Linked DNA regions of Mus musculus: regions 2, 3, 4, 5, 6 and 7 are each linked to region 1. Evidence: chromatin loops called from intact Hi-C (ENCODE). Cell type or tissue: left cerebral cortex. All regions are shown on one strand. Each heading gives the region's core, and the rest is flanking DNA. Links, peaks and the distances in the headings are about the cores only.

Region 1 (4,353 bases), core at 287-4,286:
CATGACCCACCAGGTTCCACTTACAGACATTAACTGTCCTAATGGCCAGCCCCAGCTCCTGCCCTATACAGTAAAAGGCCCAAGCGTCAAACTAGAACTCTTGCCACTCCCCACCCTGGAAAGCCCTGCCCCTAAGCAATCCTGTACAACCCCTGTCTACTGCAGTCTGCTGCTTCTCTCCCAAGCAGAGGTTGCCTCCCTCCTGGGGTTCTCCCTCCCAACAACTCTCTTATGTGAGGGTTGTTGCCCCCTGCCACTTGGTGGTATTCTTGGTTCCCAACTCTAAGTGCCCTGGCTCCGAACAGAAAGGCTTCCCTATAGAAGTGTCCCAGCTCTCCTTCAGTTGCAGGCGAAGGATTCCCTTATCCAAGTTCTGCTCTGAGAGGTATCCTAGCAGTTCGGAGACACCATAAAGGAATACCATAAAGCATAAAGCCACGCTGTACAACAAACCTCACACAAGAGATTGTCGGGAGGGAAAAACCCAGGAGGGAGACTGCCTCTGCTTGGGAGAGAAACAGCAGGGAACTAGGCAGAGCACAGGATTTATATATAGGATTTGGGGTGGGGGTGGAGCTTTCCTGGGTGAAGGTTTCCAGAATGAGGATTGGTGAGATTTCAATTCCTGAGCTTGGGTGAGCTCAGGATTGGTGGGTTTTCCTGTCCAGGGACTGGTGGGTTTTAGTGTTTAATGATTGGTGGGTTTCTGTGGAAAGCCCAGGCAGGGATTGGTGGGATTTTGTTTCTTGGCCCTGGCCTTGGGATCGAATCAGGATCAAGTTTGTCCTTTGTCCTTTCATTCTTACACCAACATCCAGGACACCTTTTCATCCAACCTGCAGTACTTACACTCTCTCGACCCTGACGACACTAAATCCACACCTCATTTTATATACATAATACTTCCTAAAATTGGGATCAGTTGCAGTTCGTATCTGTTTCCATCACTGACAGTAAACATCATGAGGGCAATACGGTTTTACTCACTGTTGTACGCCCCTGTCTGTGACTGTGACTGTGACTCACACACAGCAGGTACTTCGTCAGTATTTGACATGTACAAGGAAGAATGATGAAGATCTGTCACCAGTGTTCTGTGCCACATAGTTGGCACTTTCACACTCCTTACCTTCTCTGCCTGTCACTTCAGCCAGCCATCCCTCCCTCCCTCCAATCCATCCATTCAACCATTCCCTCATTCCATCATCCCAACCCATCCCTCCCTCTATGCAAACAACCATCCATCCATCCGTCCATCCATCCATCCATCCATTTATCCATTCAATAATCCCTCCCTCCCTCCATCCATCTAAGCATCCATCCATCAAACTAGCCCTACCCCCACCCACCTGCCAGCCATCCCCCCTCCTTCTCCCATTCCCTTTTCACTTATCCAACACTCTCCTGTGTTGCTGTGCCAATCAATGTTATTAAGACGGGTGAGGCTACCCTGCCTCCGGATCTGAGAGACTGCTGGTGCAGCAGCCATGTAAGAGTAATGACAACAGAAATTGGAAATGCCACAAAGAAGGCTACTCCCCAAATCTCTGCTCTCATAACACCAAATGCTTTGCTTCCCTCGAACTTTTAAATTGTTTCACCCGCAGTGGCTGTGCTGCTAGACTCCATGGCCTAAATCTGTGTTGTGACAGCAGCCATATAAAAAGTATTAAATTGTTATAATACTAAGTAGGCTTTTCAAAATGTTTACACACACCAAAAGCCACAAATAATAAACAATTCACAAAGGAAATGGGGAACAGTTCTGTAGTGTGAAGCACAAACTGTGCAAATTGAATAGCCCCACCCCTCATCCCATGCTTCTCTCTAGCTAAAAATAAAGAGATCTGACCAGAGCCTAAGGTTTCTTTTTCTCCATGAGCCCTGACACGCACAGCCTTCTTTTCTGCCTGGTGCTCAATCCCTCCACCCCTTAGGCTCAGCCGCGGGTCTCAGCCTAATAATTCATAATGAAGATCTTCCCGCACCTTGTATAAACGCAGACTCCATCACTAATGGCACCCTTCCCTTTTCATCCACATCTAACCACAAGCTTAATGTTTCTATTTATTTACTTATCTCTCTTTCTAGACTGTGAACGTCACCGGCTGCTGTTCACTGTGACTCTGTCCCAAGAGGTTTTCACAGTCTCGGCACAGAATAGTCATAAATGCGGTTTAAAGACAGGACTGTTAGGGCGGCTCAAAGGAGGAGCAGGGAAGCCCTTTCTCTGAGGCGCCAGACGGAGGCGTAGGCAGCGGTGGAACCACAGCGACCCCACGCTGCGGTTCTGGGAAATTGTCATGTCCCAGAAAGCGCTCCTCACCAGACTTCTCAGGCCTTGGAGGGAGGGTTATTGGCATTCTAGCATGGCTCTTAACCCATTAAACTTGATTCTTTATTCTTTTCCTTAATTAAAAAATTTGAAATCTGCCCTCGAACATCTCCCCACAGAGAAAGACATTTGGAAACATGCTGTGGCTCAGACTGGCGTTGCTATGGTAACAACCCCGCAACCATTTTGAAATCTTACATTTTCAGATTTCTATGCTTTAAAAATTCCTGCTTACATCTGCAGTTGCTTTTTTTTTTTAAAGCTTTCCTTCCTTCGATTTATTGTATTTACGTTGTTTCACCTTTTAAGTTGTTAAATAACATTGTTCAAATTCCTCAGCTGGGACTGGTGAGGCAGATACACAGCCCTGGAGCCTTCGTGGTAGAAGAGGGCTGCCTCCCACAATTGTCTGGCTTTTACACCTCTGCAAATCAATAAGTGTAAGAAAAAAGTCAAAATTGCCCAGGGAGCCAGCAGGAGGCTGTGCTGCTCAGAGAGAGAGCACACATTCTGGAAGAGTGACTGCATTGTACCCAAGCGTTCCCGAGAAGCAGTTGGAAGTCAGTTAGGTTCTAATCCACTCAGGCCTGGAAACTGCTTTCGCCAAGTCCTGCATTCCTGGCATTGTCCACCCAGTGATCTGCTGCCACCATATTGCGTGCCAGTACTGTGACCCCCGACTGCCTGTTGCACACACTTGTGTCCCATCATTACTCACCCCAGAGGACAAGAAACTACGGGCAAAGGAATCAGAGCATTCGGCACTTAATTAGGACGAGTCTAGCACGAATCCCCTGAAGGCTGCCCATCCCCGCTGTTGGGAGGAACATTGTCAAAGACCACTCTGCTAATGACCAGGGGTCCTTCTGGGTCTGGGAAATCAACTGTTGATGTTGTGTGATGTAGGACACTGTAAGAGGTGGAAGTGTTATAGTGGAAATACTGGGGAAAAAAAAGCCACAGAAAGCTTTCTGATGATTTACAGAGATATGAGATCCAATGAAAAAAGAGTGGGAGGAAGCCAGATGTCTACATCTTCTCACATACAGTCAAGTGGGCTGCCTCAGCCTTCTGGAAGCTTCCTCCCGCAAGGCCCAAAGCCCTGATGTCTCTTTTACTAGTGGTATGATTTTTTTTTACTCCACCCACTTCAGATTTTATTTTTTAAAAATAACAAGTAAGTGACGGTTGTTTCATTAGAGCGCGTGTCTGGTAGAAAAGAAACCCCATCTCAGAATGTACACTGTGAAAGCAGCTCTCTCGTTTTACACTCACCTGTCAGGAGCTTGCCTTGGAGCAGTTTGGTGAATAATTACGTATGTGTGCACACAAACATGCATAGTGAGGTGCACTTCAGCCACATATGATTAGGTGTGTATGATTCAACCTAAGGATCGCTTCAGAGTGCAGTTTATACTGTTACCTTGAATTGGAGTTTGAGTCTTAGGTCCACAGAGATGTGCTGTTTCTGGAATCTGACTCACATCTGCCCTCTACTGGATCCTGGCCTCCCTACACTCCCCTCCCATTTGTTGGTCCATGTGGGGCGTCTACATCAGAGTTTGCACTTTGCCTCAGCCTTTCTGTTGCCTTGCCCTCCAGCCCCACCTTTAAAGGAATTGAATGATGGACATAAGGGATGGAGGCGAATCCTAGTTTTTTATTCTGTGGTGGACTTCGTGGGCTTCTCATTTTTGGTAGTGGATAGAATACATAAAAGCGTATCCCACGGAGAAAATGTAAAATCCAGGGTGAAGTGCCCCAGCTTCAGAATGGCTGTTCTAACCACATAGACATTCATTGAGATACATTGACTTCAGTTCTGGTTGACTTTGGTGTATCATGTTTATTTTATTGACAAGTTATTTTTGTAATGAAGGTAAATAATCAAGGAGATTTAAAGCAAAGCTGTGGCACTGAGCATATTCCTCAGAACCAGTTTATTTAAGGAAGGAGCAGCCCCTCAGTTATTATGGAGTCTCAAATGTCCCCTACCCGCTCACATGCTTGAACTCAGC
Region 2 (4,353 bases), core at 190-4,189, 140 kb before region 1:
ACCTTCTGTGTGTCAGGGCTTGATGTTCGTATTTCGCCTTCACTTCTACCACAAGCTCTTGGCTTCTTGGTCATTTCCATGTAACAAGCAACTGCCACCTGCTCTTGCCCCAAGAGCCACAAGCCTCTCTAACCATGAGCACCTCCCTGTCTTCCCAATCATGGAGTATGTTATCTTGATATTTCTTCATTTAGAAGTTTTTGTCAATAAACTGGCTTGAGTAATAGCCATCCACAGTTCTATGCTTAGCCAAAGATATTTTTGAAAAATTTCAAGCTGAATTATTTTGAGTCATTGATTTTATTTGGATGAATCATTGTAATATAGCTATTTATTGTCATAGCAAGGAATTTTCATTTGTATTTCATTTCGTCCAACAAGAAGGAGTTTATAATTTTTTATTGTTTAGGTTAGTATACAAAGGAATTTCTTGAAAATATTCTGTTAGTCTATTTTGTATAGAAGAAAATATCTGAAAAGGTTTCTTTGCTTCTGATTGACCCCATTCATCTCCTTCTGAATGGAAACCATCTTCATTAGAAGAGCATGGCTGGTGAGAACGTGTAAGTGTGTGTGTGACAGGGGAGTAAAGGAAGAGAGGGAGAGGTGGAGTCTGTGCTCCGAGATCCAAGTACCCCACGCTCTGAAACTTAAAATGCCGACATGAGTGCCTGCAGAACGCTTCCTTCATTCAATCATGATCTGGATGGCATTTTCAGGATTTAGTTAGCAGGGTAAATCTAGTCAGGCATGTTTTACCATTATAGTATGAGGAGAGAGGGTGAACATGTACCATGAGTTTGTGTTTCTCGAGAGGGAGCTAAGGATCTTTACGAACTCTATGTACAGAGTTCAGTGGACAGTGGAAGCCACCTGGAGTATTTAATAAGAGTGACAGGATTGAATTTCAGTCCTAGAAACACAATTGAGGCAACAATAAGAACAATAGACTTGGGTACTCCAGGCCTGATCTAGGAAATGACAGTTGGGATTGAAATCAGATCTTGATTTCAGGGATCAGGATTTCTAAGTCTTGGGAAGTATGCTTCACCACTGCAGCACTTTAAAGAGGAAATAAATGGGCAATGCCAGGACTTGAGCTGTGTTTTATTAAAGCCCGTGTTTATAGCACTGAACGAGAGGCATATTGAATTTTCACTGTTGATTTAAAACTAGTATACACATTATTAGTACTCTAAACCTTCACATGCCATTTCTTTGCTTAAATTTCTCTTAACTTTGTCACAAACAACTCAAAGTACAAATCTTAGTTTCAAAGTTACTCCCTTTCTGTGAATCTGTATATTTTCACAAAACATTATTATTTTTCAAGAGTAAATATAGAAATAGGTCTCTTGTCATGAAGATGCACAGATACTATGCTGCTATGCGTCTTGCTTTGTATTGATGGTAGGAATGACCAGAATCTTGTATTCCTACCAGAAAGGACCCACAGGTCTTCTACGTTTGATTATTTCTTCGCTTGGTGACTGAGGGTAGGTGAGCAGATTGGGGTTTTACTATTACTTTTAAGCAGCTGTTATGTCTAATGTTAATTAATTTAATATTAATGAGATCATTTTAAAAATTTCTGTTTGCTTGACATTGCCTATGTCAACTGGAAAATAAGTGGTAGATAAATTAAAATAAAAATCACAGCTTCAAGTTGAAAAGAAGTTTTTGTTTATATGTATTTGTGTTTTGCCTGCATGTACATGTTCCACATTCATGCAGCATCTAAGGAGGCCAGAAGAGGTCACTAAAGAATCCTTTATTCATACAACTAATATATTGTAAATCTTATTCTGGAAAATACGAATTTGTATTTGCAAAGTTCATGAGATGAGGTTATAATATATACATATGAAAACAGTGCTTGGGCTGAAGAGACGGCTCAGCAGTTAAGAGCACTGACTGCTCTTCCAGAGGTTCTGAGTTCAATTCCCAGCAACCACATGGTGGCTCACAGCCATCTGCAATGGGATCTCATGGTGTGTCTGAAGACAGCATCTATGTACTCATATAAGTAAAATAAATAAAATCTTTTTTAAAAAAGAAAAGAAAACAATGCTTTACTACTTTTCCAATATTTGAATTTTATTTGCCATTGCATGAATATAAACATCAGCTGAGGAAAGCCAACCTACACAAAATCACTTTGGAAATTCCAAGTTGCTGGGATCATTGGAAGAATCAAACGATTATTTTGGGAACCTAAAAAGGTAACTAGTACAAATGTTGATTCTATCTATTCTACTCTGGAGTGTAAGTAAAAGGATGTATTTCTATAATGATTTATATAATGATTACAGTCTTTTCAAATTAAGCAACAATTGTATAAGCAAGAGAATTACATTCACTAAAGATTAATATTTCTAATAATTTTCAATCGTGGTAGATCCATAGTAATATCTTATTTTACTATTCATATTAAATGTAGTTTATATTGATCATTAATGTGTTTGAAAGAAAACATAGCTCAGCATAACTTATATGTATATATGTGTGTGTGCGTGTATATATATATATATATGAGTGTATTCCTATGATGACCAAGGTGATCCTAAACTCCTGGGCTCAAGCAGTCCTCTGCTTTAGCCAGGAAAAATCTTAGGACTATTGATACAGCCACCCTCTAGCTTTGAGATTAATTTTAAACAATTTTAGTTATATTTGTGTTTTTATAACATCAAAACAATCATTAATATATGAATAGTAGATACTAATACTCACGAATCAAGTTTTAATATGTCTTTCAAATTTGTTATTCTCTTTTAAGTCCATTTCTTTGGAAAAATGATGATGAGGAGGAGGATGAGGAGAAGGATAACGCAGCTCTCAGCAGAAGGCAGGCCACACTGGTATGGTGACAATTTTACTTCAATGTACCATTGCAACATGAGAGATTACAACTGAGCTCCAGATTAAATATTTAAGTGTTTATTTATACTGCCATAAATATTTTCTTGTAATATCAGTATTACCACTGGTGATTCGATTTTTGTTTCTGCTTTTGTGAAGAGATAATATGCCCAAATGAGTGGGATGGACATGTTACCTACAGCAGCTTCTAGATCGTTGTCTTAAGTGTTCTCACTGTTCCTAAGGTACTATCATCTAATTGTCAGCTTTAGTAGCTATTTTGTAACTTAATATGCTGGTGGATGTATTTCATTACTTCTGCTCTTTAGAAGAGATTTCTTGAGTGTGTTGACAAGGTATATAATAGTTGATTGTTATCACCGGTTCTCAGTTACTAGCAGTGTGGCTTTGGATGCTGTTTCATGTGACTAGCAAAAGTCTAAAGAAGCTAATGGATACTATATCACCAGTTTATTCTGAAGAACTAATAAGACGTGGAGAGAATTTTGTGAATATACACAGTATGAACTTAGGACATTATTAAGATTCTAGAAATACTACATTTAGTATAGCTAACTGTCTTAGTTAGGGTTTTACTGCTGTGAACAGACACCATGACTAAGGCAATTCTTATAAGGACAATATTTAATTGGGGCTGGCTTACAGGTTTAGAGGTTCAGTCCATTATCATCAAGGTGCGAGCATGACAGCATCCAGGCAGGCATGGTGCAGGAGGAGCTGAGAATTCTACATCTTCATCTGAAGGCTGCTAGCAGAATACTGACTTCCAGGCAGCTAGGATGAGGGTCTTAAGCCCATGCCCACAGTGACACACCTATTCCAATAAGGCCACACCTTCTGATAGTGCCACTCCCTGGGCCAAGCATATACAAAGTATCTATTAGCAGGCACTATTTTAAGCATTTTGCACATATTAATTTAATTCCCATTTCTTCTGCAAACAATAATGAAACCTTAAGAGGTAGATATGATTATAAATCTTGATTGTTGACTTAATTTGGATTAAAATGTGCCTAGGAATTAGTAAGGAACATTTCTGGGTGTGTTTGTGAGCGTGTTTCCAGAGAGATAAGTGGATAAGATCCAACCTAAAGGAAGGTACCACATTCCAGCATGCTGGGGGCCTGTATGGAACACAAGGGAAGAAAGAGGGAAGTCTACTTGGTAGATATTCTTGTTCTGGTACCGGCCGGCCACTATGAAGCAAATAGTTTGCTGGGCCATACAGTCATGCTGCATGTTGCTACCTCATCATAGGAACACTAGTACTATAGAAAGCCAGCTATGGCCTGAGATCTCTAAAACTAGAGCTGCAGCCAATCTTCCAGAGATGATCAAATACAGGTCTTCTCAGTGGCTGAGGGGTTTCTGCTAACTTGACTCAGTGAAACTCTTATCTTGGCAATTCGCCCTTTGAAAGCCCTTTCCTCAGTCTTTCAGAAACTGTGTCTGGCCACCATCCATCTCTGT
Region 3 (4,353 bases), core at 283-4,282, 170 kb before region 1:
AATGTAGCCGGGCGTGGTGGCGCACGCCTTTAATCCCAGCACTCGGGAGGCAGAGGCAGGCGGATTTCTGAGTCCGAGGCCAGCCTGGTCTACAAAGTGAGTGCCAGGACAGCCAGAGCTACACAGAGAAACCCTGTCTTGAAAAACCAAAAAAAAAAAAAAAAAAAAAAAAAAAAGAATTATTTAATGTATATGAATACATTGTAGCTGTCTTCAGATACACCAGAAGAAAGCATCAGATCCCATTACAGATGGTTGTGAGCCACCATGTGGATGCTGGGAATTAAGCTCAGGATCTCTGGAAGATCAGTCAGTACTCTTAATCACTGAGCCATCTTCCCAGTCCCCTTAAATAATTATTATGAGTATTGTTTTTTATGTGTAAATCAAGGAGACTGTAAATTCAGCTTTATGACAACCACTCACTTAGCATCTACAAAGCCTGAGTCAGGGCCGTAGCGCCTTAAAAATAAAGCAAAATGCCTGATCATTTTCTCCCTCAAAATCCACCAAGAGGACTACATCTTACACAAAACACAGCGTCTTTACAAAACCCTCACAGAATCTATTCAACTTCAAGCCTCTTCTTCTCTCCTAAATTTTCGTCTGACTTCTGGTGTCTGTGGTGTTTGAGTGGTAGACTAGTTTGCTGCTGCTAAGGGGCCTCGCAGCTGGCCGTTTCCATTGTCTGGTAGGCGTTATCAGTTTATCTCAGATGAAAGGATTTTCCTGCATTGCTGCATAAGCATTAAGTCTGAGACCAGTGAGAACGTTGGAAGTGTGATGCTTCTTTGCTCTCTTTTTAATCTTGTTCTGTTTAGAAATTGTTCTATTAGAAATAATGTACAGTCGGGAACGAACTCTGAATTTTGACACTTTCTTTCTTTCTTGGGGGGAGGGGAGTTCGAGACAGGGTTTCTCTGTGTAGCCCTGGCTGTCCTGGATCTCAGGCTGTAGACCAGGCTGGCCTCGAACTCAGAAATCCGCCCGTCTCTGCCTCCCTAGTGCTGGGATTAAAGGCGTGCGCCACCACCAGCGTCCAGCCTTGGCACTTTCTTACATAGCTAATCCATAAAGCAAAGCGCTAGTTCCGGAACTTGGCGGCCCCGGAAGTAAAACCGTATGACCCGGGTCAAAGACAGAGAGCACTTCCGTTTCCGTACAGCCGTAAACAACATGGCGAAGGCCGGCGAGAAAAGTGTTGGTGGCGGCAAGCGAGGCTTGAAGAGGAAAGCTGCCGCTGAAGAGCCTCAAGAGGCTGCGGCCGCGAGCGATGGGACGGCGGAGAGCGGGGTGCAGCCCGCGAAAGCGGCCGCCTTCCCCCCGGGCTTCAGTATCTCGGAGATTAAGAACAAGCAGCGGCGACACTTGATGTTCACGCGGTGGAAACAGCAGCAGCGGAAGGTACGCGCGCGGGGTTGGCGGGGCACGAGCGCAGGGGCGGGGCCGGGAGCGCGCGGGGCTGGGGGGGGGGCGACGTGCGCGCGCGGGGTTGAAGGGGCGGGGCCGGGGGCGCGCGGGGTTGAAGGGGCGGGGCCGGAGGCGCGCCCCCAGCCCCTCGCTTGGCTACGGGGTCCCCAGCGTCAGCCTTTTGCCGGATGAGCTTGGCGTAGGGGAATCCGGCCCTTGCCTGCTCCGTGGGTTGCACTCTCTGGGAAGCCGAGGGATTTGGAACCGACGATCCAGCCTCTGGCCGGAGATGGCAGAGGGTCCGCCCCCTGCCTTTGCGCATCCCGCCTGCCTAGCGTTGGTGGTAAACTCCAGGTCCTAAACGTGGCCCCAGACTCTTTCAAGGAACCATTGGTGAAGTTTCAGCACTGTGAAGTGTCTGTCATAGCTGTGTTTGCTCTCTTCCGCCTTGTGCTCGCACTGAAAACTAGACAGACTTGTAAGTAAGCCTTGCCCAGGATCATGAGGCTCATTTGTGTCTAAATTACAATTTTAAAAATTCCCTATTACAGCATACACAGCAACTAACACATGATTTTATATTTGTGTTCTCTTACTGGAGGACCTTGGCTGGATCTTTTCGTAAGTGCTAGGTCGCTACTGGAGTTCTTTTTATTTATTTATTTATTTTTTAAAGATTTATTTATATGAGTGCACTGTAGCTGTCTTCAGACACACCAGAAGAGGGCATCAGATCCCATTACAGATGTTTGTGAGCCACCATGTGGTTGCTGGGAATGAACTGAGGACTTGTGGAAGAACAGTCAGTTGTGGAGGTTTTTTGGTTTTTGTTTTTTTGTTTTTTTCAAGACAGGGTTTCTCTGTGTAGCCCTGGCTGTCCTGGAACTCACTTTGTAGACCAGACCTCGAACTCAGAAATCTGCCTGCCTTTGCCTCCCAAGTGCTGGGATTAAAGGCGTGCGTCACCACCGCCGGGCTTGATTTGCAATTTTGAGGGAGGAATGTCCTAAAAGCCTTTTTTTTTTGGACTGAAGATCAGTAGGCACTACAGAATGTGTCAGACATTTTGTCTAGATTCAGGAGATTATAGTGTATACTAAGTAACAACTGAACATGTTTGCAACTTCCTATTGACCTTAATAGGTAGTTTTGGTTATAACCTATAAGAATAACTAGTGGTGACCTTATTGGAAATGTCCTGAGAACTCATCTCCCATTTCTGTCTATTTTCAGTGCTTTTCAAGAGAAGTAACCATTATACCCATAATCTTTAGAACGCATCCACTAGGGGAAAATGTACTTGTTCATTCATACGTTTAATTAATTGGAAGTATTATAGTAAAAAATTAAAGTTACTGAAAGTTTAAATGTTCAGACTTAATGTTGATTTGATGGAAGCAAAACAAAGAGCAAGCTCTTTGTCAAATGAATCTTCTTGATTAGCCTGCCCATTTGTAGTTCAATATTTTAGCTATTAAAGAAAAATCGATAAGTCTAGTTGTGAGTGGGAGTATGCACCTGTAATCTAAAACACTAAGGAGTCTGAGGCAGGAGGATGGTCAGTCAGAAGCAAGCCTGGGCTATCTAAGCAGACCTTTAAAAAGTTTCATGTGCTTATTTTAAAAGGTTATAGTAATTTCTCAGAGCTGACTTGTAGTTTCAGTATGAGTTTATGAAATAACTACTGGTTTCTCAATATTGTTTGCTTTTATCTCAAAGGAAAAGTTGGCAGCTAAGAAAAAACTTAAAAAGGAGAGAGAGGCTCTTGGCGATAAGGTAAGTAAGGTTTATAGCCTTGTATTTTGTCTTATGAAGTATTTCCTGATACTGTGTTGGTTTCTTCTAAGACATTTCAGATGTATAAAAATAATGTACTAAATCCCTTTGTACTCTGTACCCAACTTAGCAAATAGTGGTGACAACTCGTCCCCTATTCTCAGTAGCTCGCTCAGATGGAGTTGCTGGACTTCCCTGAGCTGTGCCTTCCTAGGTGCTTTGTGTGCAGGTGGTAAGCGCGGTGTGCTCAGGAGGCAGGGAAAGCTCTCCCTGCTGTTGGAACTGGGAACTCCCACTTTAGGCTTGGGGTTTAACTCTTGTGACTTGAAGCTAAAAGAACTACTAAATATTCCTGCATTGTTACAAGACGAAAGTTTTCGTTTTTTAAAATTTTTACAAATATGCTTAATTCATAATTTAGCGTGTAAGATTTTTAAAGCCTATGGTTCTCCTCCCCTTTACCACCTATAAATACCAAGTGAGAATAGGATTTCTGAGAAAGATAAACATATTCAGGCTGTGTACAGACTAAGCATACTACTTTTCATGCACTGTCCAAATAGGATCAGTTTAAAACATCTAAAGTCATCAATATTAGATTATTTTGACCTTCAGCATTCTAATACATCATATAATCTTATCATCGGATTGCAGCAAATTCATGTGCAGGCCGGCCTTTAACACATCGCTGGCCCTGGGTTGGGGTGTATGTAGGCTTTCAGCTGGTATATACCACACCCTGCCTAACTGAACACAAAAAGTCAGATTTTGGACTGAAAGATGACTTCCTGGAATTATCTTTAAAGATTACATAAGAGTCAGCAAGAGAACTCGGTAAGGTAAAGGCACTTGCTGCCAAGCTTGGCCAGCTGAGTGTAATTCTAGAGCCCACTGGGTGGAAGGAGAGAACCAACTTCCACAACTGCACACCTTACACACATCCACATCGCCCATCCTGAGTAGCACCTCAGTTCACCGTTCCTTCAGGTCACTGTGTGGCATCTGTGTGTTCTCCTAGTTCTGCTGTACTCCTTGCAAGTATGTTGATACCATAAACTCGGCGGCATGATAATTCTGCATTATCTGGTCATGTGGTATGCAGGGTGTTATCTTGATGTTTGTTTCCATTACAAATGGCCACCACATAGACAATTTATTTCTTTCCAT
Region 4 (4,353 bases), core at 215-4,214, 150 kb before region 1:
CAGCTTCAATCTACCTGTGTTTGGCTTATACAACAATTCAGTATAATACGTCTCATGTGACTCATGGACTGAATATTAGAGGTTCCTGCAGTTCTTAAACGCTTGTACAAATAACCCACACCCTGCTTTGCCTCTTAAAAGTGGCTACTGTATGGAAGGTAAAGTATGAGTTTTCAGTGTTACAGCATTTGGTTTTGTTCAAGATCAGCAGTTAGCATGAAGTGCCTGTTAATTCCTTTCCCACACATTTCTCCAAGTACCACGATGTATGGACTGTATCTCTAGGCACAGAATCCTAGGGAAGGAACGGTGAGAAACCTAAGGCTGTTTGACTAACAGTGCTCCAGGCCGCTGGGGTGCACTCCTTTAATCCCAGCAGGCAGAGGCAGGCAGACCTCAGCTTGAGGCCAGTCTGCTCTACAGAGAGTTCCAGGAGAGCCAGGGTTATATGGAGAAACCCTGTCTCAAGAAAACAAAACCCAGCATTCTAAACAGCAACCTTGAGACTTAAGATGGAATGGCTGCTAGTACCCAAGCCACAGAGCAGCCACTATCTACCATCCAGGAGGTTGACACTGCAAAACTATTAGTCAGGCTTCCAAATGTCCTGACCTACCTGAGAGTTTGGTAAAAAAAAGCACTTGTAATTACCACCTAAACGAATACAATAGTAAGTTTATGCTAGCTTTAAAATGTCACACACAAAAAGCACCTAGCATAGGTGTGGTACATGGATGATATCAAATGGCACCTAACCTAATTTAGGAACCTAGATTAGACATGTAACATTCCCAAGTGAGATGAGCCTTGCCATGGAAACTTCAAAAACCTGTTTGTCTGTGGTGGCTCGAGTCATCCCAGTGAGAAGCCTTCAGAAGAATTAGGACGCAAGGCAAGAGAAGCTAGGAGGTAGCCACAGAGCAGGTAGGGTTTTCAAAGAAAAGGAAGTCCTCCTCTGGGAGCTAGCTCACTGCTTTGGGCCACCAGGGTTAAGTACCGCCACTGTAATTACTACACGTACCTGTCTTTATTTCCTCCCCCAACCCACTATTTTTTTCCTTCCTGGCCTACTTTATGACAGTTATTATATATGAATGATGATGATCAATAGATCACTTCAAATTTCAGAGCTCTAATCTGGCCAAGACTAAGTCACTTGGATGAAAAGTGAGAATATGATTAGAGTCCAAACCAAGACTGATTGGGCGTCTCCCTACCCTCCTCCTATGGTTACCACAAGGAAGTTGAGCAGTCTCTGACATTTCTACTTGAGAAGAAAGCTAAATAGAAGCCTTCTCCAAAAGCACGTTAGAAATAAGGACTAGCCTGCTGAATATAAAATCAAATCACCTTGGAAACTGGCAGGGTCTAGCAAGGCGACTTATATTCTTGTTTCTTTTTATAATCACCGGGAAGTGTTTCACATGTAACCCGACCTATTACGTCAGAAAGAGGCCAAATCCGTTTAGGAGTTGAAAAAAATAAACCAAACGGTCCTTAGAGCCAAAGCGTCTGAATGCCTAGCTGTCTACCAACAAGGACAGCCTTTCCCTAAAAGTCAACAGCCCAAGACCCGACCCCCCAACCAGACCGCAAGCTCCCAGGCCAGCGGCCAGCGGTTTCTCGGGTAAACAGACACCCCAGCAAGGTCAGCCGAGCACGCCGCGGCGTCTGCTGCAAACACCTCTTTGTTCGAGGCTGGACCCCCACAAAGGTGGAGTCCGGAGACTCCCGGGACGATCCGCAAACAAAAGTTGCTCATCAGGCCGCCATCCGGAGCTACCCAGGCGGACTCGTGTGTGTTCAAAGGACGAGGGCTGGGAGTGAGCCTGGGTGAGACGTGCGAGACGGAAGTCGCTGGCGAGACCCGCCGGGGCCGCCGAGAGTCGGCGGGCGGCGGAAGGGCGGGCCCCCTCCTCGCCCTCGGCCCACAGCCCGGCCAGAGGAGCCGCGTGTCGGCTCGCGCTTCCCCCCAACCCCGGGGCCCACCGCCCGCCCACGCCCGCTCACCTTCACGCGGTTGAGCCCGGCCTCCAGCCGGAGCTGCTGGACCACCTTCTTCATGGCGGCGACGCTAGAAGAACCCGACATGGCGCTCGGGACAGCCGGGCCGACTCGTCAGTCCGGGCAGGGGGCGGCAGGTCGCGGGACGGCGGGGGCGGGGCTCCGAACTTCGTCGAAGTTTCCGGGGCTGTGCGCGCCGCGCATGCGCGCCGACGCCCCCTCCCCCTCCCCCCGGGACGGCCGCGGGCTCCCCCCGCGCGCGCGAGAGAGAGAGAAGGGGCGGAGCGGCCGGTGGGCGCGGTGGCGACGGGGGCGGTGCGGCCCGACGCCCGGCCGGCGCCTTCCGCCTCTGGAGGGGCTGGGTAGGGCGAGGTAAGAGGACGCCCCGGGGCGGACTCGGGAGCGCGGGGAGGGAGGTCCGCGACCGACGGCGGGGTGAGGGACGTGGCCGCGCTGCCTCGGGGCGTCCGTGACACGTCCCAAGTCCCGCCAGCTCAGCCCTGTGTGAGGCGCCCTCGGGTGAACCGGCGGCGCCGGCCGCAGCTCGCCCAGCCCGGGGCCCAGGGCGCCGTAACGGACCCGGGCCGCGGGACCCTGGACGGTCGGAGGCTGGCCTGTCGCCGAGAGGTGCGAGCCGCCCCGCACAGCTTCCTGTTAGCCCTGTCTTTCTGGAATCTGTCCCCCGTGCTTTTTTAAAAAATAAAGCGTTCGCGTTCGGGGATCGTTTGCTCTTTTGATGTCCCTGTAATTGCTGACTTCGTGCTTGTAACTGATGAACCCCAGAGGGGTTTTCAGAAGGACTCAAAAGTTTAGTAAGATTTAAATTAGTCCTGTTGAGACCTAACATCTCTAAACAGGAGGTTCGTCGTGAGTGCTGTTTCTTTGGGATACTGAGAAAAATGACATGGTTTGCTCTGGGCCAACACATCGCGTTACTGAGCAGTTAATATCAGTTTGGGGTTTTACCCAGTCCTTAACAGTGACCATCTAAGAAACTTGGGTTTGAATTTAGCCCTGGTGTGCTTGGGCAAGCCGTTTAAACTGCCGAAGTTAAAACGCTCCCTGGATTTCTTGGAAAAAAAAAATGAAACGAAATGAAATTATATGTGTAAAGAATACGAAAACTGAGGCTGGAAGATGGCAGTTAGAGGACTGGGGAACTGAGCCCTCGTGCAGAGGACCTAAGGTCACACTTCCCACCACCCACACTGGGCAACTCAAAAGCACCAAGTCCTGGGCTACTGTCACCCTCACTGGAGTCTGGGAACGTTTGCATTCACACACGTACATTAATTAATACATAATTTAAAAAGTGAACGAACAAACCATATTGTTTGAGACAGGGTCTCACTTTGTAGTTCTGGCTGGCCTGAAACTCCATGTAGACCAGGCTGGCCTCGAAACCCACAGCCTTCCAAGCATTGTGATTAAAGGCTTGTGCCTCCAAAATAAATTAATTAATGCAAAATGTAACACAAATATTTTACTTTGTGCCTTGTTACCTGTAATGTATGCTAAAATGCAGATTTCTAAGATTAACGTGTAACTTAAAGTTCTACTTTATATTAGTTACAATAATACTTAAGAACTATGGAATGTGCTGGAAGACATTTCAAAGAAGATTTTACATGGTACAGAACCCATTATTAAGGAAATGTTGAGGAATAAACAAATTTGTCTTAGTCTCAGAAAGTTTATTGTTTTCTTTTCCCCAAACTATTGAGCTAGGAAACCAGAGTGTATTGCTGTCTCACACACCAGATGCTATCATAGTTTTATGGTATGTCAAATAAGCAATACATATTGGGATAGAAAGGAAGGAAAATAAGATTGCCTTTAAATTCATTTACATTCGAAGATATGAGTATTACATACAGTTCATGAACTATCAATATCTCCTAGTAAAAGCTTTTTTAACCTTCCACGATGTTCTAAAATATTTCAAAGGCTTTACCATGTGTTTACATATTAGATGATTAAAGATAGACTTTGTTATCAAAATGGGCCCTGGACTTGGTTCTAAAAAATTCCTACAACATAGGTTTCCCAATTTTTTTTCCTGTTACATACATGCAATACATTTCTTTCTATGGCTTTGCTAATATGTTGTTGGTATAATAATTAGTTTTCATTATTGAATATGGAACTTATAGGGAAATTTTGGTAAAGAAATGTTTGCAAAAGTGTTTAAGATAGCCAATGAAGATTTGTATTTTTAGTCAACATTTATGCATATTTTCACCCATTTTTCAGGAAATGGGGCATTAAGTATTTTTACTCTAAAATGTTACATTTCTGTCCTCCTATCTTACCACATTAGCATTCACCTTATGCTATGAGTTCTGTCTT
Region 5 (4,353 bases), core at 104-4,103, 160 kb after region 1:
CATAGCCAGTTGCTTGCATCTCAGCAGGACGAGAATCAGACTCTCTCCCAGGTCTCTTCCTCCCCCCCTTTTATTCATTCTGGACTCTGAACCCTTTCATGATGCCACTCACATTCAGGATGAGTCCCCCCCCCCCTCCTCTGTTAGAACTTTCTGGAAATGCCCAAATGCTTATGCCTGGAGGTGTGTCTCCGAGGTGACGCTCAGTCCAGGTGGGTTGACCGTGCAGATTAGCCATCACACCTTGGAAGGCAGGGCAACTGGCTCTCACCAGCAAACTCGCTGAACACTTGACACATTGCAGGCACCAGGGTGGGTACCAAAAACATGAAGAGGAATGAGCCACAGTCTCTGCCTTCTGGGAACTCAGTCGCCCCAGCGCTATGTGCACAGAGACTGCTAATAAACAGTCAATGGGTAGTTCCAATCAATAGTCCTGGTGGTCGTATGAAATCACAGAAGGAACCAAAACCTTTACGTCACAAATGATGCTTGTGAGCGAGCTGAAAGACCTCTCGTCCTAATGCAGATACAGCCTGCAATCGCTATGTCAGAATGACTTAAAGTATGGTTTGAGGCAGGTAATAAGAATCTTTTATAACAGTAAAATGTTTTAGCTGGCTCATTATGAGTAAGCGAAGTGTCTGGGCAAGACCAGAAGCTTTGGAAATGTCACAATTTTGCCCCTGGCCTTAGCAAAGTGCGATGATTTATCAGTGGCTTGTTCTTCGTATTTGTAAAATGGAGATAATACAAAACTATTATTCATGCATCATAGTAAAAAAAAAAAAAGTCCCCTGAAGACAGGAAATGTAAAAGCCACATTAGAGGCGTGCTTAATAATTCAGAATGCAGTGTGAAAGACGATCCGCTGTCTTTAGCTCCCTGTACCTAGGCGTTTTCAAGGAGCACAGTGCCAAAGTCCATTAGTGCTGGAAATGGGCATCGATGTGACGGTTGGGTCCCTGAGGCTGAACCGCTGAAATCAGATGTGTAACAGGAAGGCAGGAAGCTAAAGTCTGCTGCTTTGACTCCAGTCGGTCGCACCAAGTAAGAATTTTCCCGACACCTTCCCTTTAGAGTCTTCTGTTGGCTTGTGTGTTGGAAATGGTGAATGGCGTCCACACTCAAGGTTGCTGCGATTCTAAAAGTGCTAATAACGTTGGCCTCGATGCTCAGCTGTTCTTGATATCAAAGCATGATAACAGAGGCTGGGCAGGCCTGGTGTGACGCTGTGACTTACTGTCTGGGTGACCACAGAAATGCCTTGGTATATCAAGGTTCTCTCTCCGTAAAGGATGGTGCCATCTCACGGGAAAGAGAAGATGGGGTATGGTAGCTCTGACCTCAAAGTGACTCCAAAGGCACATGCGTTAAAGGATTGGTCTCCAAACTGTAGCACCACTGGGCGACCTTAGGAGACAGCGCCTAGTGGGAGACTTCTAGGGATATGCTTTGAAAGGGCTGTTGGAAAACCAACCCTTCCTGCTTCCCTCTTTCCTTATGGCTACTGTGTAGCAAACAGGCCTCCTTTGTCATGTCCTTCCATGATGCACTGCCTGGTCACCAGCCCTAAGGCGATGGGGCCAAGTGACCCTGCACTGGAGCCATGAGCTAAAATAATCCTTTCGTCCTTAAGAGCTGGTTTGCCGGGCATTTTATCCCAGTGACAGAAGACTAATGAGAGGAGGAATAGCCAGGGAGATAAAGAACTTGGACACCAGGCCTAACAAAAAGCAAAGAATAGCAGCCATTCAGTAAACTTCAAACGGTATTAACTTCGAACCTTTCAGAATAATGACTAGGGACAGAACTGCACAGAGCGTGTGACAAAGGACATAGGACCGCTTGTCCGGCTGTCTTGGGACCAGTGGATTGATGAAAGCCTGGTTAGACCCAGTATTTATTTATTCCACACGGTGCAACAGTGCCCTCTAGTGACAGATAGGTGAAGCTGCTCCCGGAGCAGGAGGCAAGCAAGAGGAAGAAAACTGCAAATGCTCTTGGACTTGGTAAAGACAGTGAGCTCTCCATGTTGGAGTTATCATATCAAAGAGCAATCTTTACCCGTGAGTCACCTTCAAAGACGTGACACGAGGCAGGGAAAATCAATAGGATTGTCAGGATTTGCCGCTATGCTGGAGGCTGCCTCCTTGCTCACTGGGAAAAAAAAAATCAGGACTCTTTTTGGACACATTAAATGTAACAGACGGGCAGGGATCGCTGGTATTCCACACTGGGGTTTGATTGGATAGGGACAGCGGGGAGGGTCCGAGCCATGTGTATCACTCATTCTATGAAAAGCTTGCAAACCACATATTTCAGTTAATGTCAAGGTCAGAACTTAGCTTGGAGGAAATCCCTTCTGTTCCTGCCTCCTTCCTCCTTACTGGGTGTCTGAGGAGTGTGACAGGATTGTGTGTGACATGAGAGAGACCCTGGAAGGTCCCACACAGCACTACTCCAGTCAGTAATGGTGACTGCTATTCTTTTTCTGTTGTTCCAAGGACCCAGGGACAAGGAAAGGAATGCCATGAGGCGCAATGACCCTTTTCATTGTTTGGCTTGGAGCACAGCCTCACTCACTTCTTGTGATGTTCTACCGATCAATTATATCATTGTTTTGAGACAAAGTCTCCTTCTCTTCCTAGGCTAGCCCAGAATATAGCATTTCGCCCAGGCTGGCCTTGAACTCACAGCACTTCTTCCTCAGAGCTCTCAGGATTGACTATAGCTTGACTATAAGCTTGGTCCTGGACTTAGGATGGTACTGAAAGGAAATATAGTTAGAAACTCAGCTGAGACGCAGACCTGAGACTGTCAAAACCACCTTCAAGGATGTGTGCGTATGTTAAGACAGATGAAGTGCTCACTCCAGGCAGGGCCATCACTCTTCTCTGTCGCTCTCAGCCAATGTGGATGTAGACCCTAATGCTTCACACTAGAGCGACTCTATCATAATTCCCTTACTCTTTTGTTTTTAGCTTGCTGACAGTGATCCCACAGGTAAACACTGTTCCCTGCTAATCAGCTGATTGAATGTGTCAGATCCTCAGCCTGGCTCAGACTACTATGAGAGGTGTTCTTATTCCAATATCCTAAAGTGAGTTCACTATCCCGAAAAGGAGACGGCAGAGAAATAGAAAAAGAAGCATCAAGACAGACATCCAGGGTGTTCGCTGGAGAAGAGTGGCAGAGATACGTGCTCGAGACTCAGGCAAAGGGCCCCACGTGCCCTCGATGCAGAAAGAATTGGTGCTACACACCTTCTCGTGGTACGGTCCTAAGACAATCCAGCCGCAGAAGGTGTACCCCAGGTAGATCATGCCAGCGCAAGCACAGAACCGGAGAACTTTGGGCAGTGAGGCTTGCATGGTTAAAATGAGCACCTGGAAGACAAAGGCGCGGACAGCTCGTCTCGGAGGATGAGAACCAGCTGGCAGAACTCAGAGGAGGAGCCCGTGTCAACCACAATGGCACTTCTGAGAGCTTACGTTGTACGTCTGAAAGTAACCCAGATATCTGATGACTCCAACCCAGACAAAGAGCGTCGACGTCCCGAGCAAGATGCTGCACACGTCATAGTTTGTGAGCTTCTGAGGAGGGAAAAGAAAACAGCTGAGCCGACACCCCAGTCCCCTTGGCTTGCTTACCTCACTTTAACAGATGAGAAGAACTGACTGTCCCCTACCTATGTCTATCACCCCAGTACTTGGGAGGCTGAGACTACAGAATCAACATGCATTTCCAAGGCCAGCCTGGACCACATAGTAATTTCTAGGCCAGCCTGGACTTCAGAGTGAGACCTTGTTTCAAAACAAAAATGAAGAAAAGGAAGAAGGAGAAAGAGAATGAGTGGGGAGAAGGATGAAGAAGAAGAGGCAGAAGAAGAAAAAGAAAAAGAAGAAAAAGAGGAGGAGGAGGAGAAGAGGAAGAGGGGAGAGGAGAAGAAAGAGGGAGAAGGAGGGGGAGGGAAGGGGAGGGGAAGGAAGAAGAGGGAAGCTTCAAATTTTTGGGTTTTATTTTAGTATTTTTTAGAACTTATTATTCTGAAATAGGACTTGCATTTGCCACTGGCCTAGGCATGAAAGGGCCTGGTGTTTGGCAAAGAACAAGCAATATAATCCATTGACTTTCGGAAGCAAACTCCAGTGTGACTTACAGACACGAGTTCCTGCTCTCAAGGGATTCTAGGCTTCACTGAAGAGACAAGCAGCCATTTAATACAATATGCTAAATTCAATGAGAGATATGCTGCTGACACTTGTCCCAGAGGCCTTCGCATGGGGATGACCTGGAGCGCAGCGGGACACACAGCGCAGGCTGGAGAGAAGTCTACGGCATAGGGACAGA
Region 6 (4,353 bases), core at 153-4,152, 270 kb before region 1:
AGAGAACAGCAGAGCCCACAACAGGAGAAGTTGAGTGGAGAAGTATAAGGGTGATTTATGTCAAGGGGCAACAACATCACAGTGGAGTCCCTGTCTTGCCTAGAGAGCTGACGTCCCCCTCACCGTCTGTCAGTTTCTCACACTCTAGGTAGCAAAGGAGAGGAAATGGGCTGCAACTTTGGCTGACACCATCCAGTTTGTAAGTGTGCTTTTGGCTGATAGCTCTCCAAGACATTTTCTTACTTAGTCCTCAGCGGACTCCAGAGTAAGTATCTCTGTGCAGGAGACTTTCATTTCTGCACCCGTCCTCACAGTTAGACATGGGCGGAGGTGAGGTTTAAATTCAGCCTCACACCACGCGATTCCGTGATTTTCTGCCCCTCTTTTAGATCATTCTCCATCTGTGCAACGTTTCTCCTCCCTGAAGCTCTTTGTCTCTTTTCAGTACTTCAAAAGGGCTTCCCAGGAGAGTAGAGGGATGCCGTCTCCCATCCACAGCGAGCGTTCGGGACTCAGCCTTTGAAAAGCATCTCCTCCATCCACTGAATAGTGAAGCATCATTTTCTGAAATGGCCCCTGTGCATCTCGAAAGTATGGTATTCCTTTAAAATTTTACAGGGCCTGCCGAGATGGCTCGGCAACTAAGATCAGTCACTGTCCTTGCAGAGGACACAAGTTCGGTTCCCAACACCCACGTGGGTGGCTCACAAGCACCTGTAACTGCAGCCCCTGCAGGGTTTGAAGCCTCTGGACTCTGTGAGCACCTCATGTGCATGTGCTTAACACAGAAACATGATTTTAAAAGGATAAAAGCAAATCTTTAAGAGGACAATTTTCCTATGAGTTGCTAGGAAAAAGTAACTCCAATCATTGCATTACACACAAAGTTATGGGATCTAAAATGCTTTCACCGATATCTCCTTCTGGAAAACAAAACCCCCGCCCCTCCAAATGAAACAGAAAACAGCCCTAAACCAGAACTAAAACAAATAGAACCCCTCAAAGGCGAATGAGAAGGTGAAGAGAAGAGAGGCTGAAGGCTCTGTCTCCATCTTCTCCAGTGCATCTATGTGACTTTGGTCCCCAGCATCTACTTTGCTCACCAAGCTTTGGCTCCTCCCGTAATCTTACTCATCAAGACACTGTTGTGTAGTGTTGTGTACCTAGAATCCCCAGCTTTGGCATTCAGAGTTCCCTCAGATCAAGTCCCAATGCCCTTCCTACCACAGCACTCTCCGTTTCCATGGAAACAGTGCCTCTGGAGGAGTCACTTCCCCTCTTCCTATCTTGATTTTCTCATCTTTGGGATGGAGATGGTAGCCATGCCTGGTTTTTTTGGAGTTGATGTGTTTCTAGGGTAACACACATGAGGGTTTCATAGAATAGCCGCTGTGTCCAAGATGCACTGTGAACGTCTCCAGGGTGACCTTGCTGCAACTGGCTTTCCCACAGCCACACTAACCACCTGTCGGATGCTTCCTGTGCCCCACAGGCTCAACGGACTCTGAAACCAAAGGCCTTCATCCTGCGGTCCTCCAGCCCTGGAGTGACACATATCGACCCTGGCTGGCCATCTTGAGATGATTCACTCTCGCTGCACGCTGGAAACAGGAGAGAGGCCTTCCACTTTCAAATGTGCTTTGGCACCGGATTCCCACAGCGTAAGTGCCTTCTGTTCCCAGGGACAGTCAACTACTGCCAGTTTTGTCCGAGTGGAAGCCAACTACTCTGATGCCCTCCTCACTCGGAACAAAACCAACAAAAACCATCCTCTTTGAATGTTGAAAGCATTTTTTTTTTCCTCCTTGGCACACATCAGACCGACTGGATGAAATCAGAGTGCTTATTTTATCTTCTCTGTTGGCAGCGCCCCAGCCTGCTGAGCACTGGTAAAAACCTGAGGCTTTCAAATGCATGGGGCCATCAACTAAAAATATGCCACCACACACACACACTCTCTCTCTCTAAAAAGATCCCAGTTTAGATCCAAAAGAAGTAATTCAACCAGAAGCAGTGTCATCTGGGTACCATGACATGAAAGCGCTCAATCAGCCTGTGACCTTGCCCCGGAAGTCCGCACCACACCTCCCTCAGCACCTCCATGGTCGAGGGTTAGTGCAACAGGAAGGTTTTTCACATTTTACATCACTAGAGTATAATCTCTTCAGCTCCTGGTGTCCTCCTACACACTCGGCAGACTGTGGTTGATCTCTCAGAGAAGCGTGCATCTACCGTTTAGCTCTCGAGGGGAAAGAAACTCACTTCAAATTACTAGGAAACAAGCCCAGAGCCTTACCTACGCATCAGGTGTCAAAAAAGCACAAAAAAGCTTCACTGAGCTGAGGTGGGGGGGAAGAACAGTCATGAAGAGGATAATTGCTTCCATAGTTAACGCCTCCAAAAAGTGGACGAAAATAGCTAAAAGGAGGATATTTTAAAACCATATTAAATCATTCTACTATCAAACTGCAAACTTGTAAAGGATAGAGGCAAAAAAAATCGACTAAGTCAGAGGTTCTCAACCAGTGGGTCACGACTCCTGGGGAGGGTCAAACAAACCTTTTAGCCTTTTACAGGGGTCACCTAAGACCATCGGACAACACAGATATTTACATTAGGAGTCATCTGAGTAGCAAAATTACAGTTATGAAGCAAGAACAAAAATAATCTTGTGGTTTGGGTCATCACAACACGACAAACTGCATGGAAGGGTAGATTCCTTAGGAAGGTTGAGAACCACTGAATTAGGTTTGTCTCTGTGGATCCATCCTGTGCCTCCAGGGACCTTCAAAGTCCAGGCTGTGCGATTCTGGGAGTGAAAGAGATGATGCCACCAGGCAGAGGACTAACTTGGCTTTACCTCAACTAGGCACAGAGCAAGGTGATTTTAGAACCTTGTGTCAGTCAAGAACTTCTCTTAAGAACCAAAGAGCTAATGTGGTACATCTACACAATGGAGTACTACTCAGCTATTAAAAAGAATGAATTTATGAAATTCCTAGCCAAATGGATGGACCTGGAGGGCATCATCCTGAGTGAGGTAACACATTCACAAAGGAACTCACACAATATGTACTCACTGATAAGTGGATATTAGCCCAAAACCTAGGATACCCAAGATATAAGATACAATTTCCTAAACACATGAAACTCAAGAAGAATGAAGACCGAAGTGTGAACACTATGCCCCTCCTTAGAAGTGGGAACAAAACACCCTTGGAAGGAGTTACAGAGACAAAGTTTGGAGCTGAGATGAAAGGATGGACCATGTAGAGACTGCCATATCCAGGGATCCACCCCATAATCAGCATCCAAACGCTGACACCATTGCATACACTAGCAAGATTTTATCGAAAGGACCCAGATGTAGCTGTCTCTTGTGAGACTATGCCAGGGCCTAGCAAACACAGAAGTGGATGCTCATAGTCAGCTAATGGATGGATCACAGGGCTCCCAATGGAGGAGCTAGAGAAAGTACCCAAGGAGCTAAAGGGATCTGCAACCCTATAGGTGGAACAACATTATGAACTAACCAGTACCACGGAGCTCTTGACTCTAGCTGCATATGTATCAAAAGATGGCCTAGTCGGCCATCACTGGAAAGAGAGGCCCATTGGACATGCAAACTTTATATGCCCCAGTACAGGGGAACGCCAGGGCCAAAAAGGGGGAGTGGGTGGGTAAGGGAGTGGGGGTGGGTGGGTATGGGGGACTTTTGGGATAGCATTGAAAATGTAAATGAGCTAAATACCTAATAAAAAATGGAAAAAAAAAAAAGAACCAAAGAGCTGCAGTCCCCATGTCAAAGGATGAAAACAGCTGTCTTAGAAGTGATTATCACCTCTCAGATCTCTCTTCACACACACCCCCTTACTTCTGTTTGCCTAGCTTGTCACCCTTAAATCTACCTGCCCTGGCCCTGGGCTTGGTCACATCACGTCCTTTCTTATCTCTGCCTCTCAGTAGCCTTCCTATCAGTAAGCGGGGCGGGGGTGGGGTGGGGTGGGGAGCTTTCTTTTTCTAATATCTAATACAGTATCTCTTATCTGCAACCCCTCTTTCGCCTTCTGCTTTTCTATCTAGCTTTGTGTTAGCTGGTATACTTTTGTTGCTGTGTTTGCTTTGTTTGTTTTGTGGTTAGAGTCAGAATGGGAGCCATTGGATGCTTTAATAATTGTGAATTTTAATTCAAATAGCTCAAAGGCTTGGGAGCTAATTTAGTTCACATTAGTGATTCAGGCATCATAGTGGTACACAAGCTCAGCTAAACTCCTGGTCTAGCAGAGCCTCAGGAGAGAATGCCTTTATCTTGAAGATCCAATGGCACTTGCACTAGCAGCTGATGCTGTATCT
Region 7 (4,353 bases), core at 215-4,214, 220 kb before region 1:
CTCCATCTTCACAATCACCTCTAGCCCTCAATTCTGCCTCCTCTTTGCTGTTTCACATGTGGAGCTACCGTGACCAGGAAGGTAAAGTGCTCCGTGTCCTGAAGTATTTACAGTGCTGAGAGTCTTGCTCTACACTGAGCACTTCGTACTTAGGAGATCATGTCATGACAAGATGGAAGTCAGGGAGCAGACTCTTCTCTGCTGTGAGTGGATAAAGGCTGAGAAGGGCAAGGGGTTGCCTCAGTGCTCATGACTGGCAAGGAGGGAGCCAGGATTCCATTGCTGAGCCCCGGTCTCCAGGATTTTCAATGAATGCCAGTTTGGGTCTAGTCTGAAAACAGGTTTCCTGAAACAGGTAAACTAAGCATAAGCCTTCTGCAGGGATTTTCCAAAGATCATATGGAAGTAGAAATAGGCCAGGGAGCTTGATGGAGACTGTTTTAGTGCCTCTGATCTGAAGGGCAACAGTTTGTGAGATGGAAGGTTATGTAGGATTAATTAGTGATGTATCTCTGACAACAGGAATGCGTAACGGTCGAGCCACAGGGGAATTTGCTGCTTGACCTCACTAGCGCCTTGTGAATCTCTGCATTAACAGGCAAGATCTAATCCCACTCCGTGCCCTTTAAATCCATCGTTGCTGTGTTGCTGTTGATGCTCTTGTTGTTGATGATGTTGTTGTTCATGATGATGACAATGACACTGTTGCTGTCAATTTCAAATTAACACACCCCTACTATCTTTTAGAAAAACAAAACAAATTACTATGGAAAAAAGTCAGCCATTTCAGGGCTTTGGTGAAGAAGATGTAGGGTTTCTTAGTGCTAAACTAGATTTCCTTTTCTCTTAAAATGTTCATACAATATTTTCACAGTGGGGTGAGGGGAAGATTCCTGACAGGGTATCCAATCACACACATTATTGAATAAGAATGGCTGTATATTAAAAGATTTACTGGAGGCATAATTTCTAATTCTTTCTTGATGAAAACGTGCTTGTGAAATAAACGGCATAAATTTCTCTGAATCAAATAAGAATTCTAGGAAGTAAAGAATTTTTTTTAATCTTTAATATTTCTGCCTGTGAGCTATTATTGTTCTCTGTAAGAGAGTGGAGCAATTATTCTGAAAGTATAATCCTTTGAAAAAGAATTCTCTTCATTTTGGTGCCTCTGTATTATTGGTTTGGGTCTACATATATGCATATATGTTTGCTAAGTAGATATAAACAAATGTACATAGCTGTGCATGAACACATGGTACACATATGCACTGCCAACATGCCCAGATATTAATGAGCCAAGCTAGGTCTCTTGTATGAACTGCTATGTAGAAATATACTGGCTTGATTTTCAAATCCATTGCATCTCTTCCTCTTTATAAAAATACGGAATGCATAAAGTATTATACAGAGTATAATGTTTTCTTCAAAATCAAAGTAGCATCCAGGTAAGAGAGGGCCCCTTTTCTCCCGTTCTCAATCCGCTGCTACCCACGGCCTTCTAGACAGGATCCTTCCAGCCGCCTCTGAGAACATCATGTTCCCATTTCTGTCTCCTTGAATCAATTCACTCAAACAAAAGGTCGTCACAGACAGCAACCCAGTCTGGCTGATTTGACCATTTTAACGAAAATCAGAGTCTTTGTTTCTATGTCAGGAGATGCTGACCTGTGCCACAGCCCCAGCCCCCATTACAGCTTTTAACACCCTCACAGCCTTCCATCCCACCACCCAAGCCACCCCCTGCCACCCCCAATCAGAAAGAGACTGGACAGAACAGAGAAACAACAAAAAGACAACCAAGGATCCCGTCCTATGGCAACACGCCTCAATTATACTGGCAAAAATAGCTATTTTAAAAAATAGCAACCACGAGGGAGAAAATGTATTGATTTTTTTTTCATTATTTTTTCCTCCTGTTGCTAGGATGTAGTCATTATTAAAGAAGACTTGTTGCCTAGGTGAAAAAAATCTTCCCAGAGTAAAGGAACAGTGCGCCCCCTGCTGACCAGAAACGTACGCTGTTGGATTTGATTTCCGGGGCATATTCATTGTTTTTCTTGGTTTTGTTTTGCCTCCTCCAGCCCCAAGTTTAAAACAAAACAGATGAGGTTAGACACTTTGATCAGACAGCTTCGAATTTCACCTGCAAAGTTATATTCCAAGGATTTCAGAAACACACATAAAAGAATCTAGAGAGGTCCCTCCCCAGCCCCCCCCAGCCCCCCTCCCCCATTCCATAGACATGAAGGAAATCTGTCAAGGCCCAGGTCTTCTGCTGCCTGTGACTCTTCATCTCTAGTTTTTTAACTTGTGTTGAGCCTGGCACTTACGGTGGCTCTGACCTACTGATTTTAGTTATTTGGCCATCAGAACTTGTGGGAAAACCCAAGACAAGAAAGTACTTGTATTGCTAACAGGTAACTTTTGATGATCACTTAATACTCATAATAAAAGAGAGAGAATTCCATAGAAATGTTGGTTTCTTTCTCCCTGGGAATAATTGACTTCTAACATTAAAACCAAGGAAGGGCAGAAGTGGGCCCATCACAGTTTAGATGTACACGTAAGCCCACACGACTACACTCTGCCCATGAAGCTATTGTCTAACAGAGCCTGACTCCGTAGCCAGGCTGAAGAATTATCAATATATTAATCTGTCCATCCAAGGTAAAATCATGGCATGGGTTTAATCAGCTAAAGAGAGGGTGTGGGAAATGAAAATGGCTGAGCTAGATGGACATTTGGGGTACCCCGCCAACGCTGTTTGACAGTATGTTAATGGGAACTGAGTCAGAGCACCCAAAGACTCATGAGGGCAGCTAGGAGAGATTATCAGAAGACAATAAAATTTCACAAGAACAGTGGGCAATGTCAAAGGCAAAGGGAAGGTCATGAAAGATGAGCCCTAATGACCTCAAGAGAGTCTGGTTAGAAATCCAACTTTAGTGTGAGCTTAAATGATAAACAAGAATGTAATGGCAGAAAGTAAAATAATAATAACAATAATGATAACGATGTAAAACTATCATAGTGATGTGAAGAAAACAACCAGACAGCACACAGGGAGAAGGCACAGGAGCTAAGCTTCCTAAGATTAACAGACGGGAGACTGAAGGTTAATAAGGAAGAGCAGCTGTCCCCAGTCCCTGTTGAGCAGAGGAAGAGGTTCGGGCGTTCAAATTTCAGCACCACCAATATTCACCACCATGGCCAAGGAAGGCATAGCTGCTGTGGGTGTAATGGATGTCAACACTGCTCTATAAGAGGTGCTGAAGACCGCCCTTATCCACAATGGCCTAGCACAAGGCATATGCAAAACTGCCAAAGCCTTAGACAAGCACCACGCCCATCTCTGTGCATTTGCATCCAAATGTGATGAGCCCGTGTATGTCAAGTTGGTGGGGGCACTTTGTGCCGAGCACCATATTGTCAAGGTTGGTAACAACAAGAAACCAGGAGAATGGGTAGGCCTCTGTAAAAATCCATCGAGAAGGGGAGCCACAGAAAGTGGTTGGTTGCAGTTGTGCAATGGTTAAGGACAATGGCAAAGAAGCCCAGGCCTAGTGTGTCATCGGGCAGTACTTCAAATGCAAGGAATGAGCCAATGAACAGGGAGGGAAGACCTGATTGGTCTGTCCGAGTTCAAGAGAATGTGAAGAGAAAGCAACAGCGATGATCAAGCATGCAGGCCGAGTCTTGGAAAAGAGGAAGCATGCATTTTCTTCTGGGACCCCTGGCAGCTAGGAAAGAAACATGAGAGATTTTGAATGGGGCTGGTGAGTTAGGGATGACGGTGCTGGGAAGAAAGCACAGAGCCTGGCTATATCTCCACGCCAGAGCAGCGCTTCAGAAGACAAAGAAAGGAAAACTGTCAAAACAATGATGAAGGCCTTGACGAAGGGTTTTAGTTCGGTGTCAGAGACCTGGACTGATGTGAGCAAGGCCCTGCATTGGAAGCATAGCACAGAGAGAGACAGAGAGAGAGAGAGAGAGAGAGAGAGAGAGAGAGAGAGAGAGAGAGGAAGAAGGAGGAGGAGGAGAAGGAGGAGGGGGAGGGAGGAGGGAGAGACAGAGACAGAGAGAAAGCAAGCTTATCTAGACAGTGTTGAGGGATAGGTATGGAGGTGGTTCTGATGCTAAGGTCCTGTTCCCCAATTGGTTCTTGCTCTGTTAGTAAAGAAGCGATGGGCCAATTGCTGGAAGGGATAAGGGGGACTTCTGAGTCTCTGTAGGCAAGCGGAGAGACATAAAGGACTTCCAGGTCCCTGGAAGCAAGGGACAAATGCAAGGGAAGAGAGGAGAGATGAGTTGGCCATGCTTCTGATGGAGATAAGTTGACCAGCCATGTGA

Evidence for each region. Hi-C counts contacts between places; a loop is a spot of excess contacts. Peaks named below come from ENCODE experiments on the same cell type or tissue, not always from the same donor. Only the 100,000 strongest peaks of a DNase experiment are listed, where the experiment ranks them.
Region 2: it touches region 1 in a loop (3-fold over the local background); 20 of 42 quality-filtered maps call a loop at or near these places.
Region 3: it touches region 1 in a loop (7-fold over the local background); 2 of 42 quality-filtered maps call a loop at or near these places.
Region 4: a loop joins it to region 1, with 3 times the contacts of the local background. A loop is called at or near these places in 8 of 42 quality-filtered maps.
Region 5: it touches region 1 in a loop (4-fold over the local background); 17 of 42 quality-filtered maps call a loop at or near these places.
Region 6: it touches region 1 in a loop (8-fold over the local background); 3 of 42 quality-filtered maps call a loop at or near these places.
Region 7: it touches region 1 in a loop (3.0-fold over the local background); 13 of 42 quality-filtered maps call a loop at or near these places.

Annotation. Positions count from the first base shown.
Region 1 is chr3:146,343,299-146,347,651 of GRCm38, reverse strand. Gm40167 (a long non-coding RNA gene) reads right to left here and starts at 1,218. Exons shown (of 2, transcript XR_867699.1): 1 at 1-1,218. In left cerebral cortex, for the core only: CTCF peaks have their summits at 2,275, 3,644 and 3,845 (motif pointing left); DNase peaks (open chromatin) are centred at 2,230, 2,839, 3,407 and 3,811; H3K4me3 peaks cover 668 bases; H3K27ac peaks cover 2,179 bases.
Region 2 is chr3:146,479,636-146,483,988 of GRCm38, reverse strand. Spata1 (spermatogenesis associated 1) reads left to right here. Exons shown (of 15, transcript NM_001316756.2): 7 at 2,129-2,222; 8 at 2,780-2,861. Among named protein-coding and RNA genes, the nearest start is that of Spata1, 18 kb to the left of the region's middle. In left cerebral cortex, for the core only: a CTCF peak has its summit at 1,750 (motif pointing right); no DNase peak of the experiment used is centred there.
Region 3 is chr3:146,518,220-146,522,572 of GRCm38, reverse strand. It overlaps Rpf1 (ribosome production factor 1 homolog), which reads left to right and starts at 1,150. Exons shown (of 9, transcript NM_027371.3): 1 at 1,150-1,404; 2 at 3,130-3,186. The coding sequence starts at 1,177. In left cerebral cortex, for the core only: CTCF peaks have their summits at 2,132 (motif pointing right) and 3,449; DNase peaks (open chromatin) are centred at 1,114, 1,795, 2,124, 3,395 and 1 more place; H3K4me3 peaks cover 1,970 bases; H3K27ac peaks cover 1,556 bases.
Region 4 is chr3:146,497,678-146,502,030 of GRCm38, reverse strand. Spata1 (spermatogenesis associated 1) reads left to right here and starts at 2,238. Exons shown (of 15, transcript NM_001316756.2): 1 at 2,238-2,376. It overlaps Gng5 (guanine nucleotide binding protein (G protein), gamma 5), which reads right to left and starts at 2,195. Exons shown (of 3, transcript NM_010318.2): 1 at 2,011-2,195. The coding sequence starts at 2,091. In left cerebral cortex, for the core only: no CTCF peak of the experiment used is centred there; DNase peaks (open chromatin) are centred at 1,411, 1,745 and 2,294; H3K4me3 peaks cover 2,102 bases; H3K27ac peaks cover 1,746 bases.
Region 5 is chr3:146,182,710-146,187,062 of GRCm38, reverse strand. Mcoln2 (mucolipin 2) reads right to left here. Exons shown (of 14, transcript NM_026656.5): 10 at 3,495-3,596; 11 at 3,267-3,389. Among named protein-coding and RNA genes, the nearest start is that of Mcoln2, 35 kb to the right of the region's middle. In left cerebral cortex, for the core only: a CTCF peak has its summit at 1,936 (motif pointing left); a DNase peak (open chromatin) is centred at 1,931.
Region 6 is chr3:146,618,155-146,622,507 of GRCm38, reverse strand. All of the region lies in intron 4 of Uox (urate oxidase), which reads right to left. Among named protein-coding and RNA genes, the nearest start is that of Dnase2b, 4.7 kb to the right of the region's middle. In left cerebral cortex, for the core only: no CTCF peak of the experiment used is centred there; DNase peaks (open chromatin) are centred at 347, 1,224, 1,834 and 2,225; H3K27ac peaks cover 2,780 bases.
Region 7 is chr3:146,562,126-146,566,478 of GRCm38, reverse strand. No RefSeq gene overlaps it. Among named protein-coding and RNA genes, the nearest start is that of Uox, 33 kb to the left of the region's middle. In left cerebral cortex, for the core only: a CTCF peak has its summit at 2,007 (motif pointing left); DNase peaks (open chromatin) are centred at 1,588 and 1,993; H3K27ac peaks cover 335 bases.